Linked DNA regions of Mus musculus: region 2 is linked to region 1. The links are chromatin loops, found by intact Hi-C in ENCODE. Cell type or tissue: heart. All regions are shown on one strand. Links, peaks and the distances in the headings refer to the core of each region. The heading gives the core; the rest is flanking DNA.

What was found. Hi-C counts contacts between places; a loop is a spot of excess contacts. Peaks named below come from ENCODE experiments on the same cell type or tissue, not always from the same donor. Only the 100,000 strongest peaks of a DNase experiment are listed, where the experiment ranks them.
Region 2: a loop joins it to region 1, with 2.5 times the contacts of the local background. A loop is called at or near these places in 2 of 42 quality-filtered maps.

Annotation. Positions count from the first base shown.
Region 1 is chr14:77,611,101-77,619,691 of GRCm38, reverse strand. It overlaps Enox1 (ecto-NOX disulfide-thiol exchanger 1), which reads right to left. Exons shown (of 19, transcript NM_172813.3): 12 at 8,299-8,405; 13 at 4,136-4,253. Among named protein-coding and RNA genes, the nearest start is that of Gm52115, 19 kb to the right of the region's middle. In heart, for the core only: no CTCF peak of the experiment used is centred there; no DNase peak of the experiment used is centred there.
Region 2 is chr14:77,923,396-77,931,986 of GRCm38, reverse strand. Epsti1 (epithelial stromal interaction 1 (breast)) reads right to left here. Exons shown (of 12, transcript NM_029495.2): 2 at 4,759-4,817; 3 at 3,157-3,240; 4 at 667-740. Among named protein-coding and RNA genes, the nearest start is that of Epsti1, 23 kb to the right of the region's middle. In heart, for the core only: CTCF peaks have their summits at 3,748 (motif pointing right) and 5,048; a DNase peak (open chromatin) is centred at 3,866.

The DNA of each region.
Region 1 (8,591 bases), core at 212-8,211:
CGGGTGTATATGCACACATACATACATACACACATACACACGTACATGCACATGTACATACATGTACATGTTCACACATACACGTTCACACATATGTACACATACATACACACATGTATGTGCACATATACATACACACACATACATGCACATATACACATACACATGCACACATACATACACACATACGTGCACATATACACACACATGCACACATACATACATACATACATACACACATATTCACATACACACACACATACTTATATAAAGAATCCAGACTTTAAATGAGGTTCATTTAGAATCCAAAAGCATTTGTTATAAGCCGTAGAATGGTTTAAGGGTTGTCTATTAAGCAAGGATTTTTTTTTCATTTTCTGAAATTTATGTTCACTGAACGCACATGAAATATTGGTGGACGGTGATGTTCAGTTTGGACGATATTACACTTAGCTTCCTGGCTTTAAGACATACCTGTTTTGGGGGCCTAGTATATCAGTTAGCAGGGCTGCTTTATTTCTTCCACATTACACTGGAGGGCAGGGGCATCAGATGCCTTCAGCGTGCCATTGTGGTAATTACAGAGATGCCTATTCAGTCAGAGACACTGAGTTTTGCAAAGTTCTAAACATTTGGGCAAAGGGAAGCATCCTCATTGAATATGCAGCTTAACACATGCCTTTTAAATCAAATCAGAGCAGACAGTTTCAGCGCTATCTTCTTCATGGAAGAAAGTCAACCCACACCGTAAGGTCAATGAAGGGGGAGATGTGAGGGAAGGATGCACGTGAAGGTCACACTGTTTGGAGAAAGGCCGAGGGCCAGGTGCTGGGGAACGGCAGGGACAATGAGCAGAGGGAGGACTACCAGGTACTTATGTTGTACTGGCATTGTTCAGGAGAGCAAAAGCGCCATGCACCTAACCTGCTCTGGGCCTTTAACTCTGACGATTCTAATACTTGCTGGGCTCATCCACACCAAGCCATCCAGGCCCGGCTTGTCTCCCTTCCTCTCTGTACGTTGCTGCCCTGCCTGCACTGTCTACCGCAGTGAAGAAGTGGGGAGGACAGAGGCAGGAAAGGGAGGAGGGGAGGGAAAGGCAACTGGGTGTGGCCTTGAAGATTTTTGGCTTGATTTCAGCAGGAGGCAAACCAAGCCGAGAGGAGCACATTTACATCTACCAAAAGCTACCTTTGCAGGCTCCCAGGGAAAAGGCCGACCTTCCATGATGGACACTTCAGTAAGTCTGCCATGGTTTTCAATGTGTTAGCAGAATCATCTCCACTTTTGTCACTAGCTTAGCTTTGCTCGGACAGATGCCCTTCCCTCCGAAGACTGACCAAGGAGGGAGTGTGAACGGTCTGCCAAGAACTGTACTACGGTTAAAGCATGAGCAGGGAACTCTAGCCAAAGAAACGCTGTTAATCATTTTACACAGGAAAAAAAAAGTAAAAATAGAACAAAATGGTCTTTACAGCCAGAAAGGCAGAGACATTAAAATATTTTGGTTATTAAAAAACGAAACCTGAGGTATCACACAAACTTATTATTTCTAGACACAAAGTCAGTTCGCTCCATCTCACTGGACAATGCCCCTGCCTGCAGGGAGTCAGCCTGCAAGGCTGGCATGGGGAGCCTAGCCTGACCACCCTGAGGAATATGGCCTCAAAGTGTCCTGCGACCACAGGCAGGGGGTTCCCTGAAGGATGCTTTTCTGTGGGATTTCCAAGAATTTGGGGGCCAGCTACTTCCTTAAGATATTTGAAGCAAAGGGAAAACCGTTTCTGCTTAGAGGAGCTGGGTAAGCAATGGAGCTGGTAGAGGAGAGAGACTCTCCTTTTCATGTCTGTGCTTGGCAGTTCCCGTCGAGTGCATCAGCGCACTCCATTTTGGGGAAACAACTCCCATGTGGGTGACAGGCACCACACATTTGTGCCTAAAGATGAGCGATGGGAAAAGGAGTTTCCTCCAGGCAATGGGGTCTCTGTCCCTCCTCCTTTGCTCCAAGCCATCATTAGCAAGGTTGAATCCAAAGACCAGATGGGAATTCTTGCCCATCAGGCAATGCCCCTGAATACTCAAGGATGGAAAGGCAAACAGCAGCCTGCTTGTTGGCAGGATCTCCAGGGCCCAGTGGAATAAAAATGGTCAGCTGCTTTCTCTTGCCTTTAATCAGTCCCATGCTCTCTGCCCAAACCACACGCCACATCCTCTGGCCCAGCTCATTTGAAGAAACACGAAAGGACTTTGAACTGCCGGGGCCTTGGCATTTGAACTCCAGTCCTTTCATCTCTTTCCCTCGGTACGTGGCAGACAACATGCGCTGCATTTGCTCATTAATTCTGCTGACCAAGCAACATGCCTGGGGAAAGTCCTTAAAGCATAGGTTATACTTCATGCTCTTATTGGATGCCTGGTGAGTGAACAAAGAGAGGTCTGGGAATTGCTCTCCTGCAGACCTCTGGGGAGAACTGCTGGTCCCCTAGGAGGGCACAGGTCCTTGCCACCTTCATGGCCACAGGACATCCGTCCTGTGGATGTATGGTTGCTGCTGTGGCTTGCCTGATTTCTTCAGTGAGCCTACTGTTTACTCATTCTTATGCTAACTTATCCCAAACAAACTGTGATGTTATATGCATTTCTCTCTAGGAAAACTGACAGGTCATCTAAAAAGAAATTTTACATACACAGAAAAAAAAAAAAAGAAAGAAAAGAGGCCCAGGTTCAATTCTAATTTCAGGTTGAGTCAATTCTTGTACACCTAATATAAGGATATTAAGAACCCAACTTTCACCTTCAAAAAGGATACAACTATTTTAAAGAGAAACGTTTTATATCAAGATCACATGGAACCCAGAAAAATCACACAAATATGCCTTCTTTTCATATATGAAGTCTTACAGAAGTGCCAGTGAGGACAGAAACTAGCCTCCATCTAGGGAGAGGCATAAATGCTGGGATTGTGTTCTGACAATAGGTACAGCATTGGAGTACAATGTCTGACTCCATGCTAAGCTTCTAAACAATTTCAAGGATGGAATTTAGAAGGAAAGTTGGGATTTTTAGGGCAATGGCTCTCCAGTGTCAGAAAGTGTCAAGTGGGCTGTCCCCAAAGGGCTCTGATAACAGACTGCCGGGTCTCATCTCCCTGTCCTACAAGTCTCTGTCTCGGTGGGTCCTGATATTGTCAGGAGAGAGACCGATGTCTGTCACCACTGCTTTGGGGGACATTTAACATTGCACAGATAACCATTGATTGCCCATTTGCTGTTCTGACATACATCTGATTTTGTCTGAGGTTCAGGTCCCATGTGCTCCAGGCTCATGAACTACTACTAAAGAAATCACTTACTATTACCCAGAACCGCTGACATCCCTTACCCTGCGCTGTCTCTAGGGAAAAACTCATCACGTTGGGCTGGTGAGTGGTCACACTTTGTGTTTAGTCATGCATAAAGTAGCAGTGGTGGTGACAGTGGTGGTGGTGACAGTGGTGGTGGTGACAGTGGGTCTTCCTGAGTCCATTCGACAATATCCCTTCCGTCATACAAGCTATCTTTCCTTGGTGCTTCCAGTCTGACTGAGACACTAAACACTGAGAGAGAACTTACATGTCAATCTAGGAGACAAAGCCCACAAGGCAGGCTTCCTTATTTTAAGGAGTAGATGTCCCTCACTTGGTACCGAGTACGGCTCCCATCTAGATGAGAGGTTAGGTGAATTTTACTGGGGGAAAATATTTAATTTTCCAGCATGCTGGAAGGTTAGAAAGCTTCTTTGTGGATTAAACAACTCCTGAGGAGGAGGTACATGGACCGAAACCAAATTCCATCTGTAATTCAGCATCAGCCGTGGCTGTCACACTCTGGAAAGGGGGTTTTATGGGAACAGGCAAATATCCCTGCATAATGGCCTCCGATCTGCATATGGAGAAACAACTGGAGCAATTTAAATCACTGTGTTCCCAAGGAGGAGTTTAACGTTCTATTAATAAAATGTAGTCACTCAAAAGATGAAAGTTTAGTGTAACTCAAATAAAAGTGAATTATGTGGCCATTTCCCCGCACTTATTCCCCGTTTAAGATTCGGTGCTGGTGTTGATACCTCTTGGGGACTGGGCAGTCCCTAGCATTACCTGATTCATCGACTCTCATTTTTTTAGTCGGGCTGTCACAGTTCTCATCATCAGACATTTCCATCTCCTCCTCACGGCGGATGCCCATGAGCTGCTCGCTTTGAGCGTTCCGGAGCTCCTGAAAGCACAGGACACGCGGACATCAGAAACACGCCTGCTCCTCGTTGTGCCGTCTCCCCACGGTCTCTTGTTGGTTGTGACTCATACGTCAGCATGTAGAGTCCAGAGCTTCCACCCAAGACCACCTCCCAAGATCTAGAACACTGCCGTGAGGGGGATGGGTCTTGGGAGAAATCCTTGCTCACTGAGGACTGTAAATGTTCTTCGGTAAGTTAGTTAAGCTCACTGTAGCCTCAGTTTCCTGATTTATAAAAAGGGGATAATAACATCTGCCTCTGGCAGGGCTGCAGAGAGGTTATGGAGAAATAGCTGTTACACAGTGGGCACATAGAAGGGACATCAACTGCTAGTAACTATGTGAGAGGTGGTGTTTGAAGGAGGCCAATTTCAGCACTGGTCCTATTGTAACTTAAGAACACTACTATAGACCTATTTGCTCAAATTGCTTCCTGGAACACTGTGCTACTAATGTTTTGGGGAATGAGATGAATTAACACATGTAAGACTCGAGGGTATATATGTGTATATGTGTGGCATGCATATGTGTGAGTGTGAGTGTATGTGTGTGTGTGTGTGTGTGTGTCCAGAGACTGAGATTGTGTCTTCCTCTATTCTCCACCTTAAATTTGTGAACCAGGGTCTCTCACTGAACTTGGAGCTCACTGGATACAATATAGCCATAAAGTCCTAAAAACCTGTGTTCACTTCTCCAGGTCTGGATCACAAGTGCATAACAATTTTAAAAATTTTTTTATTTATTATTATTTATTACGTATACTAGGGATCTGCACTTATAGCCTCATATTTGCTTACAGACTGAGCCATTTCTCAGGCCCTGCATGTGAAAGGCTCTTGCTCTCATGCTAGATACTATGTTGAGCTGCTGTGCATGAGCCTGTATATGGTTTATCTAAACCCTCAGGCCATTCATATATCCATGAATAAACTTCAAAAGATGTTCAATCAATAACTATAGAGAGACCTTCTCTTTCATAGCCCATTCTCACAGGGCTGTAGTACTGCAGGAGGGATGGTTTACACATGATGCTTATGACCACAGATCTGAGGGCCTGCCATGTCCAGTGACTATAATCAAGTCAGAAAATTTCAATTGAGTTTCTGTCTACTTGTCCATAAAGGGGGATATTAAGACAAGAATGTTTGGTTGCAATAGTCCATCAGAAAACCCACTGGAGAGGAACAGGATCCTACATAAAATCCTTACTAATGTTCCTGGAAGCACAACATTGCCATTGTTTACATTTACAATCGGCTCTATCATTGTTTTATGCCCGGCTATATATTATTGAATTGCGAAGCCTTAGACATTCTGTTCTCTAGCATGTGCCGTTCTCAAAAAGACCTAGAACAGAGAAAGACCTCAACGGTTCTCTTTTCTTTTCTTTCCTTTTCTTTTCTTTTCTTTTCTCTTTTTTTCTTTTTTCTTTTCTCGTCTTTTCTTTTAAGGCCTCTAATTAAAAACCCAATGCTTATGATAAAAGTCACAGGATTCTACCAGTTCATTAGGGCATGGTTACTGCCCATTCAGCAGATGTGCACTTGTGGCCCTGGCTTGGGACATCTTTCCTTAGCTCACAGACTTAAACCATGGCAGGATGCGAAGGACATCCTCATTGTTACTAAGATCCCAATGGACATCTCTGCACCCAGGAAAATTGGCCTTGTGGAGTACAGGGAAACAAGAGGGCAGACAGCCATAGGACAGCCCCGGGTCAAGAAACAACACCTCCCTTTGTGACCACACCACCTAGAAGAAAGGGTGTGGGGCTGCTTAAGTCTCAGGCTTTGGCGGTGGATATCATGTGTGATTAGCGGGGAATTTTCTGGGGGTTGTACAGCTAATTTTTCTCTTGATAAAGAGCCCAATTCCCAAAGAGGTGGCTGGAAAACATCCAAACAAGGAAAAACCAGGTGGAAAGAATAAACAAGGCTGAAAGGGTGGTTACTTGGTTCCGCAATTAAGGACAAACTGTCATATGACAGTTGTTTTGTGTGGAAGGTCCAGAAAGGGAAAGTACTGGAGGGAGGGGAATCTGAGGTGTTTCCACAGGGTGCCCGAGGTTCATCAGTAAATCACTAGCACACTCTAATAAATCTGTAGAGGTGTTGCAGATAATTAACAGATGCTGTACATGGGAATGTAGAAAAATCAAGCCAATTAGCAAGCTTAGATGCAACTGAGAAACCATCCACAATGTGAAATTACAACTGGTATTTAATCAATTAAGCAACATGTAGGAGAAAAAAAAAAGGCAATTTAGAATTCTGTTTTCTAATGTTTTCCAAAAGATAAGGTGGGATGGCAGGAGGGACACTCGATCCCTCTGGAGTCTCCATCCTATCCCCCCAGGACCAAGAAAGCAAGGAGGATTCCTCAGACCCAGGCAGGAAGCCTGCCATGTTCTGCTCTAAACAGCACCAGACTCGGGATAGGGAAAGCTGGGAAATGGACTGGGATCAGGCAGGAGGCAAGGCAGAGCCCAGTGTCTGATGTCTGTTGACAGCCACGGACACCTGTGGACAGTGGCCTTTCTATCAAGTGTTTTCAGCAAACTGTGGCTTGCTGGGTGTCTGTTAAATTTTCCCTTAGTTGCATTTTATTTTATATGAATTTAAAAAGAATCCGAAGGTTTGCCATTCTAAACTCTGAATCATCATCGTTGACTTATAGTTTGTGAACTTCAATTTTGAGTTTTCATAAGGAAGCAGAGGTCTCTCCTTAGTCCCCACTCTTGACAATCAACTTCGGCTTGGATCTTATTTCAGGGTCAGGGAGAACATCAGCTTTGTTATGGAGCCCTTGAGAAACTGAAGAGAAATCCTACCTCCTCCTTACAGACCTCAAAAGTGGAAGAAGAGCTGTATATGTCGCCAGACACCTTCCTTGGCACTGGCGAGCACAACTTTAAAAAATGCCCTTAGCAACAACCGCATTAGTGTTTTCAGGACCCCATCACTCAGCATTGGCCATCATGACAGTGGCAATAAAGAATCTATTTAGTATTCATGTGGATATTACATGTAGTACCATCGGCATTCAATAGCAATTTAGCACTAGTTAATGGTCACTTAAAATGCTACCCAGATGACTGATGTCCTAGGACTTTGTGGTTCCTCAAACTCTTCATAAAAACACTAAATTTATAAGTGTCAGCCAAAACCATTACATAAATAAACCTTACCTTCTATAACTTTGTGATTTTTGAAAGAGGGGGTGTCTTTTAAAGAACTTTAAATTTTAACATGCTAGAATTGGAGAAGCATCCACGTGAGCAACATTCTTATCTTAAAAAAAAATAAAGAAGAGAAGAAGCAAAGGAAGACAGGATACTTACTTTTACATTACAGGTTCAAAGCGAACACTACAGGTGGAGTCAAAAAATAACAGCTGGATGACCAATGGCTAATGACACGGTGTGGTCTGTCGAGGTGGCAAGCAAAGTGAAGTTGTGGCCTCTGTCCTTGGTGGTAGATACTCATACATGCATTGAGGCTGTGAAATCAGCTAGCATGGACATTTGTCCCCACCATGAGATTTGCTCTGGGGAGACATGTGACAGGACCTCTTGGCTAGCCCAGTGGAGTAGGTGTGGCTAGTGACAAGAAGAAATGGAAAGGACGGCACACTTGCCATTTCAAGCCCAAAGAGACAATTGTCATCACCACAAAAATTATGGAAGAAAAACTCGGTACTCAGCGGTTAGTTTTGTAAATTGGCATTTTTTTTTTCAGTCTCATTGTAGACAGAGCATCTTGGTTTGTTTTTTGAGCGAACTCTTTACTATGAGTGAGAAAGATTCTTTCCTCCTTTGGAGAGGAAGGAAGAGGATGTTCTAAGTGTGAAGCCAGCTGCATCTCTGGACAAGAAATGAAGTGGAGCTGGATGTGGAGGGGACAATGACACGGGACGACGGTGGAAGGACCGGCCACTGTGACAACACCATTAACGGCTACAGCCACGCTATTCTCTGCCAATCCAGCTTGTGTGACGGTGGTTAGAAAGGAACAGTAAAATCACCAACCTCAGAGTGCTTTCGCCAAATGTCTATGTTCTTGCGCTGGGCTTTCGAGAAATGGTCCCAAGCTTTTTGTCTGGTAGAAGCGTTGAAAACGGCCACAATCTGCTCAACTTTGGTGAACAAGGAATTCAAACAAGACAAGTAATTTATGTTGTGATCACTCTAGGGAAGCAAAGCAAAGACACTAGGAGTCTATGGATGATGTTGCAATAGACACAACATCATCAATATCCATCCAGTTTGTGCCTTTTTAAAAAAATTTTTTCTGTACTTACATTTTAGCAAGGTTGGGGATG
Region 2 (8,591 bases), core at 98-8,097, 310 kb before region 1:
TAAGCCACTTAGATCTCAGAAAATGGCCAGGCTGCACCTCCTGTCTGAGAAATCTTAGTGTTCCTTCATGGGTATCTATCTATCTATCTATCTATCTATCTATCTATCTATCTATCTTTTATCTATCTTGCTTACTTTCTCTCTTTCTCTGTCTCTCTCTGTGTGTGTGTGTGTGTGTGTGTGTGCACGTGTGTATGTGTGTGTGTGTGTGTGTGTGTGTGTTTATCCATGCACACAGGACAAAAGAGGTAAACAATTATTCTTTATTATAAAACTCATAGGACTTATTGTAAAAACACTGGTTATCTTAAATCATTTTTGTACTACTTGCAATCACTATTTTGGGAATGAAAACATAGTAACCTTAAACTATAGTTAATATGTAACTAATAGTAACTAATAGTAAACTATAGTTAATAGTAACTAATGTGAAGGTCTGACTGCCTTTAATCAAAGGTCATGCATAGCACACATGGCTAGGGTAAGAATTCTAGATATTCTCCTCTCTACTTCTCACTGTCTAGCAATTTTCTTATTTTGAGAATTACATTTTGCAATTGATTTACAGGCTTTATATTTTGAGTCACAGTGTTATTTCATGGTCACACAGAAATGTTGGTGCCGAAACTTGTTGACGAAATGAAACTAGGAGAAATAGATTCTGACCTTTTGCTGGTATTTAGAACGCATCTGTTGCAGCTGTTGTTTCTGTCTGACTTCAGCCTCAGACTGGCTTCCACCTGGTGAAAATAAATAATAAATAAATAAATAAGTAAATAAGCCACAAAGGTAAAACAGAAATATTAAGCTGCAAGGCCAGCTGTTGAGTACTAGTTAACTAGTTAACTGCATGGGAACCCAGCAGTGTGACTTGAGTTTTTTATACACCTGGACATTGGAATATAGCCGGTCATCTTCAAAAGTTGTCTAAGAGTGGTGGTCACTTTAAAAGCTAACTGATGGGTGGGAAGATGAAACTTTGTTCTTTAAAGACACTAGGGCTTTCCATCATAAACATTAAAGTCTTCACCTAGCTTGAAACCATGCCTGAAGGACCACACTAGACATTAAGCGATTCTGTCTTGGCTAAGAATTCTGGAACATTCCTCCTGCATAAGAAAGAACCTTTCAGATTTTCGGCACAGCAGATGTACGTAATCTTTATTACCCACTCATTTCCCCCAATATTTTTAGTAGTTCTTTGAGCGTTTTGTACAGTGTGTTGATCATATTCATCTCCCTTCCCCCAACTCCTCTCAGATCCATCCCCTCTTCCCTACCTGCCCAACTGTGCATCCTGCTTATTTTTTAAATTCTTCAAGACCAATTGTGCTGCCCAAACATTCTTGTTTGTGTGGTCTTCCCCTGGAGAACAGTCAATTTATCAGTGACTACATGCTCAGAGAAAACTCTAAGTTTCCCACAAGTCTGTGGCCGATGGGTCCTCAGAAGGGTTGGGGGTGGCACAGAATTGGGTTAAAGGCTAGCCTGGCTAGTGAGACCTTCACTCTGAAAAGAAAGTGGCTGTCTCATGGATGGTTTGTCTTCCTGAGTCAGAAGAGAAGGGATACACTGCTGCTGTTGACTGCAGTTCTAACAAGGATCTCATGAAAGAATATACATCTAAAGTCATCCTGGAGGTGACCAATTCTGGCCAGTACCTAGGACTGATCGCTAGTCACTGGGATGAAACTGTCTCAAAACACAAAGAGGAAAAAAATCTCTTACTTTGGGCTGGTGAGATGGCTCAGTGGGTAAGAGCACCCGACTGCTCTTCCAGAGGTCCGGAGTTCAAATCCCAGCAACCACATGGTGGCTCACAACCATCTGTAACAAGATCTGATGCCCTCTTCTGGAGTGTCTGAAGTGTACTTACATATAATAAATAAATAAATCTTTAAAAAAAAAATCTCTTACTTTACCTCAAAACCATGTGGAAGGTGAAACACTTGAGAGGACCTATTAAAGAGAAGAGGTTTGGGGGCTAGAGATGGCTCAGCGGTTAAGAGTACTGACTGTTCTTTCAGAGATCCTGAATTCAATTCCCAGCAACCACATTGTGGCTCACAACTATCTGTAATGGGATCCAATGCCCTCTTCTGGTGTGTCTGAAGACAGGGACAGTGCACTCACATACATAAAATAAATAAATCTTTAAAAAAATGATAAAAGATTTTTTAAAAAGAAGAAGGAGGAGGAAGAGAAGAGGAGGAGGAGAAGAGGAGGAGGAGAAGAGGAGGAGGAGGAGGAGGAAGAGGAGGAGGAGGAGGAGGAGGAGGAGGAGGACGTTTAGACTATATTCCTCAAGTCTCAAATTCCTCAAGTTTATTTGGCTAAAGGTGAAATGTGTGGAGTTACATATATAGTTCTATATCTTTCATTCATTAAGAGATTTCCAAATTAGTTTCTTCCCTTGCCCACCCCCTCCACCTTTATCTCTAAGACTATTGTGGTGGTATGTGGCTTCTAACCCAAGGCATCTTTGTGGTAACTGGAACTGTGCCAAGCCTCTATGTGTTAAGCTGCAGCTGACTCTGAAGTCAAGATAGGACGTAAATGACTCCCACTGAGGGATGGGGGTATGGGTATCCCCTCTAAAGGCCTGAAACCCCACACAGGAGACCCAGACATTCCATCACCCTGGCAGCACCTGCTCTGCCAACTCAAATGTCCCCCAGCCCTAGCATGAAAACCCAGGAGACATCCATCTTTATACCCACTGCTGGGTCCCCAGCTTACTCCCATTCTATGTTCCCAATGGACTCTCCGTTCAGTTTTGTCACATTAGCATCTAACTGCCAGGATGGATATGCTGTGGTGGCTTTCCCTTGCATCCTGGAAGTGCTGTGACTGGGCATATGCAGCGCCCCAGGTAAGCTCTCTTCAGAGCTGATCATCTAAGAGGCTCTAAATTATTTGCCAATTAAGCCATCACTTTATTCCCACACAACTGTGGCAGATGCATTTGCTCCTTACATAAAACCAGAGACAGCAATCTACCTGCACATTTGAATGTTTCCTATCAGATGAATTCCGTCTCCGGCAGAAATACCATAGAGCAAGCCTTCGCATGTGAAGGAAAGCAGACCCAGCCTGTCTCAGTAGGATCTGCCAGTGACCCTGCCTACCCGCTCTGGCTTTCCATCTGCCACTCACCCAGCCGTTGTGGCACCAAGTAGACTGGTTTTGCCCTGTTCTGTTGCTTCCATCTCTCCAGGTCTGCCAGTTCTTGCTCAGCAACTAACCAGGAGAGAAATAGCAAGTTGTTGATTGTTTGAAAAGAAACCTGGTCATTGCAGCATCAAAACACACAGCAGACAGCAGATAGTGAGTTTTCCGGAATGAGACAGAAAAAAATGACCATGAAAAGCTGATACCTCCCAGCCCTCCCGGACCCCCAAGTCATGCAGGGCCCACCCCTGGCAGCTCCTAAGTGTCCTCACAGAAGGTACAAATTTGAACAACAGCTAAACTCCTACTAACACAAAGAAATATAGTTTTCCCTCCAACACTGACATTCTTAAAACCTCATGAATTATTTCGAAAGGTTTTCTATAACAAATGTGTACAAAAACTAGAATATTCATATGTCAATAAGATCCGGGTAAATATACATCCCCAAAGAATTGTGATGCCTATATTTGCTTTATTTTTAACATTTCTCAAGCTGGCTGTTATCTCTGAGGAGGGAGGCTCTGCCCTGTGCGTTGGCACCCTGCTTTGGGTCTTGGTATTCTTTATTGTCCAAATATTCAGACAGCAGGGGGCGCCTGGGAGACTTAGTTCTGTTGCTATATAACCTAATCTCCCGGTTTAGTTCCCCTTAGAAACTTGAACTCGAAGCCTGTAAGATGTTGGAACCTTGGGGTTCTGTTGGCTAAATGTCTGCAGTCCCCACAATCACTGAAGACCACTGTCATATGCTATACTGACTCACCGGACCACCCTGATTGATTCTTGTCCATGTGGTCTCTTCGGATAACTACTTTCCTGGCTGGGCCGTTATGGCCTTATTGGTTACTGAATTCCTTACCAATACCCTAAGAAGGGAGAGCACAGAATCCTGGAGCTGGAAACATGGCTGACGTGGGCAGTCACACAGTGTCCTGGTGAACCATGTGAACATTATCTCCCCTTGCAACTACAAATAGTGCGACAGTGTCAGAGGGCAGCATTTGTTAGTTCTGTGCCTCAGTTAAACCTGCTACTCATGCTCTAAGTACAAGGAGTACAGCCAAAGATTGGGGGGGGGGGGAGTGATTATACACACTGTATAAGGTAAGATTGTAGAGGGCAGATTGACAGATACAGAAGGATAAGAATACAGAGGCAGAAAAAGTCTATTAAGGAGGGATGGAACATATATTTTAAAAAAAGGTACAAATTCCCTCATAATCTTTTTGACATATAGCATGTCGTTTCAAAGGTATTCACAGCACCATTAAAATATCACCACCAACTTATTTAGTATATCAGGGACAAGATCCAAACAATAACAATAGGTGTGAAGTTGTTTAAACCCAAGAAAAATCCAAAGCTCATAGTCACTCATTACCATGAGCTCTGTTACTAATGTAGAGAAACGAATTTAGAAGTGCTAACAATAGAATAATTTTTACAAGTGCAATTAAAACTCTAAGTTTTTTTTAAGACCTTGGTAAGATTCTGTGAGTCTCTATAAATAAGAAAATAAAAATACTTTAAAAAATTATAAAGAGGAGAAGCATTCTGAGTGTCGGGTGAAAGTGCGTGCCATACTTCTCTGTATCTTCTGCCTTCTGCTCTCGTTTGGTGCTATCAGGGTGTATGTGCCTGCGCTGGAAAGAAGGGAAAACAGTGGTTATCATCATGACAGCTTCCTAAGGAATCTAAACCACCAGACCATCTTCCTTCTGATACCATTAGAAGACAGCCTTTAAGACCTTGCTCTGTTCTCTGCTACCTTCCAATCTAGTTGAAAGACACAAAGCAATGGGCCAGAGGACTAGTTCCTGCTGGTCTCCATCACCACTGGTTTGGGGGAGACTGCCCTTGTAGGGCGTCTCTCCTCTAGGTGGTGCTTGTGAGTCAATCCCAGTAAGGCTCATTTTCTCTTGTAGGCCCACCTTAGGAGAAAAAGAAACCCTGGGGCATCTGGTGTGTTTTCTGTTCATACAAACAAGAGTCCAAGTTATTCGCCATGCAGCCACGTCTTCTTTGTGACCCATATGACTAGCCTACTAGTCTTATAAGCCTTGATTCCCTCCCCTATATCCTGGGGACACAGGCTGAACATTATTTAAATCAGGAGCCCAGGGAAGTGAACATGGGAATCAAGGAAGAATTTCTTTCTGTCAGTTTTATCTTTGTTCTTTCTTTAGCAGGTGCAGTCCAAACATATGTGTGTATACTTGTGTGCACTTGTCTGTGTGTGAGTGTGTAAGGAGCTGAGGTCGACACTGTGCACCTTCTGTTTCTGGACACATTATTATTATTATCATTATTATTGAGATGGGATGTCTCTCTGAAGCTGGAGTCCTATTTTGACTAGACTGGCTGACCAGAGGGCCCCCATCTTTGCTCCTTCCACATCCCTCTCTTGCATCTCTGGGGTTAGAGACATACCAGTCCATACTGGACTTTTTCCCTGGCTGCTGGGACTCCAAAGTCAGGTTTTCATGTGTGCACAGCAAGCACCTTGCCCACTGAGCCATCTCCCCAGACCCTTTTTGGTAAGCAAAAATATTCCACACTTAGATACCAGGAATACTGAGCTACCTAAAACACAGTGAACCTTTAAGGGCAGAGGTGGACTTCTTTGGTATGTATTCCAGATCTATGGCGTGGTACCTGGCTCACAGTGGCTGCCTGATAAAGTACACTGTCATAGATCCCAGCTGTGAGCCTGTGCTGGAATGGCTCTTTTTTTGAGCCAATGCACGTGGTTCCACCAGAGCACGGATACTTCGTAAAGCAAAAATATAGTACAGCAGTAGACTGCAGCATACATACGGGTACAGTTTGGGAGAAAATGCTGTGGATAAATGTAACCAGCTTGTAAATATATGGTTAAAAGAAAAACCCTAGATACTCTTAGAAGTCTCTCCTCCACCTGGGAAGTCACCATTTCTAAGGGCAAATTAGCAAAGACAGAACAGTCGAGGCCAAAAGTGCTGATTAACCGAAGCCATTTTTCCTTATCTCATTATTTTCCGTGCTGTGAGCCTTCAGCCAGTGAGCTTCATCCTGGACTTTAATTTTAGACTTGTAATGTGAGGTGTGCGACCACCTTTGCATGCAAATGGGGCTGCTGGGTACCCAATTACCTAATATGTATCAGCAGATGGTGCATGGGTAGCCTAGCTCGCATACAACGTTATGAATACGGAATTAGGAGGCCGCCACTGGAAATTAATCCCTTATCTGTTGCATGGTCTTTGATCACCCTGAGAAAGACTGTTTCACTCCTCCACTGCCACTACTTTATAGGCGCTGGGGGTGCTGCAATCCTGTGAGTAGTATCTGGGTACTTCAACAGGATGCAATGGTGAGCCATTCTACGGAGCCCTAAAGCTGAAACGCGAGGCACTGGATTTAAAGGCCAACTGTGAAATTGCTGCGCCATTCTCAGTGCTGAGGCTGTGATGCGGAGTCTAGGCCGGGGATTTGCCAACGCTGCACATCAGCAACTTTTAACCTTTACCGTGCATGGGAATCACCTGGAGGGCTCGTTGGCAGGCTTGTTAAAGGGCAGAGTTTCTGATTCAGTGACTCTTGGGTGAGGCTCAATAACAGGCATTTTTTAAAAAGATCAGTTCCGGGTTGCTGTTTGCAGAGGTTAATGTTCATCGTCATCTTTGCTGGATTTAAAATCTCCTAGGAGAAACGCCTCTGGACCGTTCTGCCGGGGCTTTTCCCGGAGGGTTGACTAAAGAGGGGTGACCCACCCTGAATGTGGATGGAATAAAAAGGGGGAGGAAGAAAGTATGCAGAGAGCCAGCGATCCTCTCTCTGCTCCCCAACTGCAGACTCAGTGTGGCCGTCTGCCTCCCACCAACCCTTCCTCTTTTAGTTTTATCTCGACAGCAACCGGGAAAGTGATGAGCATAGCGCTGCCCGAGGTTCCACACTTAAAAGAACCACTCCTGTAGAATAGTTACACCTTCTGTGCTTCCGATATGGCTTGTCCCCATCCATGTTGACCCATGTTGAAGCTTAATCCCCATTGCATTGGTGTTTAGAGCGAGTAAGGCCTTTGAGAGAAGTCATTGACCATGGGGCCACTGCTCTTACAATGGACTAATGGATTAATGCCATTCTCACAGAAGTGGGTTGAGCATTACGGGACTGGATTAGGAAAGAGTATTAAGTATTGCTGGAACTCTGGGCTAGTCACCTGCTTGACCTTCTGCACATACCTGCTACCCCCTTCTGCCTCACCACCTTGCACAGCCAAAGGTGTATATGTGCTAATACCATCCTCTTGAGACTTTCTGGCCATCAAGTTTGTGAACCAAATGAATCTCTCTTTTTAAAATGCATTACCCTTCTTAGGTATCTTGTTATACCAACACGTAAGCACCAAGAAACTGTCTTGGGATATTTTTGATGAGAAGATGGCCAAGGTCATGTGTAGTGGTGTACACCATTAACCCCAGCACTTGAGAGGTAGAGGCAGCTGATCTCTGTGAATCTGAGACCAGCCTGGTCTATATAATGAGTTCCAGACCAGCCGGGCTACATAGAGAAATGCTATCTCAAAAATAAAATATAAAGCTGGGCAGTGGTGGCGCACGCCTTTAATTCCAGCACTTGGGAGGCAGAGGCAGGCAAGTTCAAGGCCAGCCTGGTCTACAGAGTGAGTTCCAGGGAGCCAGGACTTCGCAGAGAAACCCTGTCTCAAAAAAACCTAAATAAATAAATAAATGAATAAGTAAATAAATAAAATATAAAAACAAAACAAATATACACACATATATACAAATAACAAAAACTATTTAAAGATTAATAAATTTTTGATAAATGAACCGATGTTAAGCTATATGCTAAAAACCATTAGACTAACTAAACAACAGAGCTAAGACTCAGAAGTCACGGCTTTTAACCTATAGTAATTAGCTGTAGCTGATTTTTCTTAACATAGAAAGTCTAAATTATGCCCTGTTTTACTTCAACCCTAGACCCTTTATGAATTAGTCAGTCAGCATACTTGGTACTTTTGTGCAGATGTGTCATTATACTTTGTTCCAACTCATTGTCCTCCTCCACTGACCTCTTCCTTTCCACCTGTTTCTCCTCTGTTTCCCAGTCTCTCACTTATTTTGCTTCCTCATTACATATATTCTATTTCCCTATTTCCCACTTCCCTTAAAATTTCTTCTTCACCTCTCATGACCCCTTCCTAGTTTCATGACCTAAACAGACCTTACACACACACACACACACACACACACACACACACACACACACATTTAAATCTAGGTTCTACCTATGAGAGAAAACTTAAAAACATGTGGCACTTGTCTTTCTGGGCCTGGCTGATTTTATTTGATGCGATGATTTCTAGCTGAAATCATTGTCCTGCAAATGTCTTGGGTTTTCATTATGTCTTC